Regions from separate parts of the Homo sapiens genome. Here region 1 is linked to region 2. A link is an interaction called in ENCODE POLR2A ChIA-PET data of the cell type or tissue named here. Cell type or tissue: Panc1. All regions are shown on one strand.

Region 1 (2,500 bases), 120 kb after region 2:
GTATTGAGCATATTTTTATGTGCTTAGTGGCTGTTTGTATGCCATCTTGTAAGAAATGTCTATTGAGACCCTTTGCCTTTTTTAAAAACGGAGTCGCCTTTCTATTGTTGAGTTGTGAGTGTTCTCTATGTACCCTGGATACTAGACTTTTATGAGATATATAATTTGCAAATATTTTCTGTGTGTCGTGTTTTCACTTCGTTTTTTTTTTTTTTGTGACGGGGGTCTCACTCTGTCACACAGATTGGAGTGCAGTGGCACGATCTCAGCTCACTCACTGCAACCTCCGCCTCCCAGGCTCAAGTGATTCTCCTGCCTCAGCCTCCTGAGTAGCTGGGATTACAGGCACGTGCTACTGTTGCCCGGCTAATTTTTTTTTTTTTTCTGGATTTTTAGTAGAGATGCGGTTTCACCATGTTGGCCAGGCTGGTCGTATTTTCACTTCTTAATAGTGCCCTTTGATGAATAAAAGTTTTTAATTTTGACAAAGGGTGAAGGATGTCTAATATTTTGTCTATGATCCATTTTTCACCTCTAGGCCCACTTTTTTGACCCTCACACATCACGGTAGATTAGGAATTTCTTAATGCTGTACTGGTTTTGGAGGTAAGGAAGATGGGACTAGCCCACTTTGCTTTGTCAGGCTGAGAGGGAAGAAGTGATTCCATTGAGCCAGGACTTCAGTGGCCAAAACTACCTCCCCTGGCTTCAGAATCCCTTCCCCAGACCAACCCTGCGTGATATCAGCATGTGGTAAAACACTCCTGTGTCTTTAGAGACTGCAGTCTATAAATGATTTTTCTGTCTTCCATGGGCCTTGCCTGCAAGCACTTTCCATCTTTCCCTAGGTTTCAGGAATGCTCAAGAATTACGGGATCTTGACTGGGCACGGTGGCTCACACCTGTAATCCCAGCATTTTGGTAGGCCAAGGCAAGTGAATCATTTGAGGTCAGGAGTTTGAGACCAGCTTGGCCAACATGGTGAAACCCCATCTCTACTAACAATACAAAAACTAGCCAGACGTGGCGGTGGGTGCCTGTAATCCCAGCTACTTGGGAGGCTGAGGGAGGGGAATCTCTTGAACTAGGGAGGAGGAGGTTGCAGTAAGCCGAGCTTGGGCCACTGTACTCCAGCCTGGGCCTGGGCAACGAAAAGAGACTCTGTCTCAAAAAAAAAAAAAAAAAAAAAGGGGGTCTTGTCACTGAGTTTCCTCATCTTGCCTCTGCCTCTGAGCACATTTTTCCTTCTGCTTCTCCACCATAATGAAAACCAGCCATAGGCTTTGACTACTCTCTATTCTCTAGTGTCCCAAACTTCAGTGAGCACAGACAATCACCCAGATAACTTGTTAAATATGTGGATTCCTGGGATATTCCCCAGAAATACTGAATCTAAATTTAGGGATAGAGCCTAGGATGCACATGTTTAAGCAGATTCCCAGGTGATTCTGATGTCAGGGGGTCCACAGACCACGTCTTTAGAGGCACTGCCTTATTCTAGAAGCCTACCCACCCAAACTTATTCTGAGATCCCAAGAGAGGCTAAGTCCAGTGGTTCTCAAACTTGACTGCATACTATAATCACCTAGGAGAACTTTACAACTTCCCTCCATCCTAGGGCACAGTGCAGACAAATCAAAACAGAAACTCAGGGCATGGGACCCCAGCTTCAGTAGTTTTTAAAGCTCCTTGGGTACTTCCAAATTGCAGCCAAAGCTGAGAGGCATCGGAGCCATAAAATTGTAGGTACTTGTTTCTCTTTGCTAAGTCCTTTAACCCACACAGGTCAGCTGGATTTGGAAGTTGATGCTTCACTCTTATAAACACATTTCAACTTGTTGTTTATTCTCATGCTGCAAATGGAAGGTACAGAATTGCAAGGGATGGAATGTGCACGTACCTCCAATTTCCCTACCAGCAGGGAATGCAACAGCCTCATGATGCTTAACCACAAAGGGCATCACTTGAGACATCTTTGCTCACTCTCACGATGGTGAAAGATTGTCCTGGGCTCATTGAAGGAGCTATGGATGTTTCCAAGTCCCCAGATAGAGGTATCATCACTTTCTGATCATGAACCTATGGTACCAAGGTCATTCTGGTGAAGAATCTTTTATGTAGTGGCCAAGAGTGTGGGCTTTGGAATCAGGCTGCCTGGTTTGAATTTTAGCTCTATCACTTAGGTGGGCAACCTACCCACCTTTCTGTGCCTCCATTTCCTTCTCTGTGAAATGGAGATAAACAAAAGTACTGTACCTATAGGGTTGTCTTAAAAATTAAACAAGATGATGCATATAAACAATTTAACCCCTGCCTGGTGTCGGCTCCCGTCCACTTCTCCTCTTGGGTTGCCTTTCAAGAAGTGATAGTGGCAGGCAGGGCTGGTGCTTGGGACCATACTGGTGATAGAAGCAGCAGCCAGGTACTGTGCCCAAAATGCTCTCAAGAGTACAGGCTCAGTACATCCCTTTCATTTACCACCTGAGCCCTGTCTGGTGAG
Region 2 (2,500 bases):
TAAAAATGCAGGGTATTGGTTATTTATTGCTGTGTAACACATTGCTCCAAATTGTAGTGGCTTAAGACAACAGCAACTAGTCTCCCAGTGAATCTTCAACTTGGGCAGAGTTCACCAGGACTGCCTTTGCTGGGTCAGCTCAACTGGGGACTGGAGGATTCTCTTCTGAAATGACTCACTCACAGGGCTGGCAGGTTGGTGTACTTGTTGGTTGGGAATACTGCCGGGGCTGAGGGCTGCGGGCCTTGGTTCTTCTCTATGTAAGGCTCTCCATAGGATGCTTGGGCTTCCTCACAGCATGGTGGCTGGGTTCCAAGAGAACAAGGTACAATTATGTCGCACTTTTCTAATATACATCTCTGCTGTACTATATTGGTTGAGGGAGTAAAAAAGGCCCACCAAGTTTCAAGGGTTCATAAATTCATCCTCTTGATGGAGAAGTGACAAGATTCAGGAAGAGCATGTGGGATGGGAAGTATTATTGTGGCCAGCTTTGGAAAATACAATCTGCCACATAGCAAATTCCCATGACCCCACTGCAGAGCTGCAGGATCAGAATTTATGGAGGCAGGGGCAAGGAATCTGCATTTCAATCTCTTCCATATAATTTCTGTTGACCACTAAATTTTGAGATTCCCTAAGTGAGGATTGACATGCAACCTCCATAAGACAGTGCTAACATAGCATGTAGGTGTAGCTGACTGGAAGCCAGAAAACAGGCTTTTGTCCTGGCTAGGCAGCTGGATTCCTGTGAGACTTTGGGAAAGTAACTTACTATTTCAGGGTTCATTCTCCTTAGCTGTAATAATTATACACAGCTCAGAGGGTCATTCTCAGGACTAAATACTACGAAACCCAGAATATGCTTAGCCTAGTACCTGTTGCAGAGTGAGTATTCAATGAATAGTATCATACTCAAATGACATTATTATGACTGCTAAAGTCTTTGTAAATTTAAAGTGCTCTTTTATTATGATTATCATAGCTACTGTTTGTTTACAGCTCTCTCAGTGCGAAGCCCATTATTACTTAGAATTTGCAGGTGTCACTAACCCCATTTCACAGAGAAGGAAACTGAGGTTCAAAAAGATTGAATGAGTTGCCCAAGGAATGGGAGGAACTAGGATTTGAACTGATTGTAATTTGGTTCCAAAACCCCTACCTCTACCATATCACTCTGTCCCTTGCTATGTGATAACAGAAGCCATTTTAAAAAATTAAATCTGTCTTATTGCCTCATCTTGAAAATGAGGTTTATAACACCTTCTGTGCCAGAAGGTTGGTGTTGGGTTTTATTGTCCTTCTAATATCTTGTCTTCTGAGACAGTGCTGAGATCCACCCCGGTGGTTAAACCCCTGGCTGCTGGCCTCCATTGGTGGTGGTGGGAATGCAGTTCTGGGAGCCAGAGAAGAGAGACGCTTCCTATCCCCTCCCCATTCAATGGAGCCCCATCCACCTGCCAAAAACCAATGTGACCATCTTGCAAGGAGGCAGTAGCTTCCTCACAGCCTGATAGCTGTGACATTATGAGGCTCAGTGGGTTGAACTCCAGAAGCTTAAGCTCAAATCCCAACTCTACCACTTAGTACCAGTTCAACCTTGGGTAAATACTTAGGGAGCACTTTACCACTCTGGGCTTCTGTGTCCTCCACCATAACAAGGGGATACCAACTCCAACCTTGTGGGTTTGCTCTGAGGATTAGATGAGCTCAAGTAGGACAGGCATCTAAGAAACGATTTGGTACACAGAAAGTTGGGTGTGTTTTGCTGTCATGGGGGGCCGTCAGCCCCTTGCAGACAGCTGGATCTCTTTCAACTTGTAGAGGTGGATCAAGTCAGGCAGAGTGTAACTCTGGGGGCTCAGCCCAAGGCCCTGCCATGGCTGTGGGGGCTCATTCTTCTTTGCTTCCCATTGCAGTTGTTGGTTGAACTGTGCCCTGACACCTGGGGGCACACCCAGACACACACGAGCACACCCACTCACTACTCTCTACCATCTCAGCTTTTTACTCATTCTTTAAGCAGGAAGGTAATATATGTGCATGCCAAAAACAAATCATGCCTCACAGTGAGAAGGAATCCACCGTCTTTTACCTGTCTCTCTCCACTTTCTCCCAGTCACCTGTGTTCCCTCGCTGGCGGCAGCCATGATTGCTAATTCCTTGGGTATCCTTCCAGAGATATTCTACGCATAGATAAGCATATAGGTCACTTTCTTAAGCATATATTGCTTTTTGTTTTTTCAAATAAAGTTTTTATTTTGGAATGTTTTTAGATTTATAGAAAAGTTGCAGGGATAGTACAGTGACTTTCTATAAACACTTTGCCTGGTTTTCCCTAACGTTAACATCTTACACAATGCAGGTAAATTTGTCAAAACTAAGAAACTAACACTGGTACACTGCTGTTGACAAAACTTCAGGCTTTATTGGGATTTACAGGGTTTTCCACTAATGTCCTTTTTCTGTTCCAAGACTCAATTCAGAATCCCACATTGCA

What was found. Peaks named below come from ENCODE experiments on the same cell type or tissue, not always from the same donor. Only the 100,000 strongest peaks of a DNase experiment are listed, where the experiment ranks them.
Region 1: POLR2A ChIA-PET joins it to region 2 with 6 read pairs; 2 of 35 experiments call an interaction of 5 or more read pairs at or near these places.

The regions. Positions count from the first base shown.
Region 1 is chr16:10,071,636-10,074,135 of GRCh38, reverse strand. All of the region lies in intron 2 of GRIN2A (glutamate ionotropic receptor NMDA type subunit 2A), which reads left to right. Among named protein-coding and RNA genes, the nearest start is that of GRIN2A, 110 kb to the left of the region's middle. In Panc1, no CTCF peak of the experiment used is centred here; no DNase peak of the experiment used is centred here; H3K27ac peaks cover 486 bases.
Region 2 is chr16:10,191,819-10,194,318 of GRCh38, reverse strand. No RefSeq gene overlaps it. Among named protein-coding and RNA genes, the nearest start is that of GRIN2A, 11 kb to the right of the region's middle. In Panc1, no CTCF peak of the experiment used is centred here; no DNase peak of the experiment used is centred here.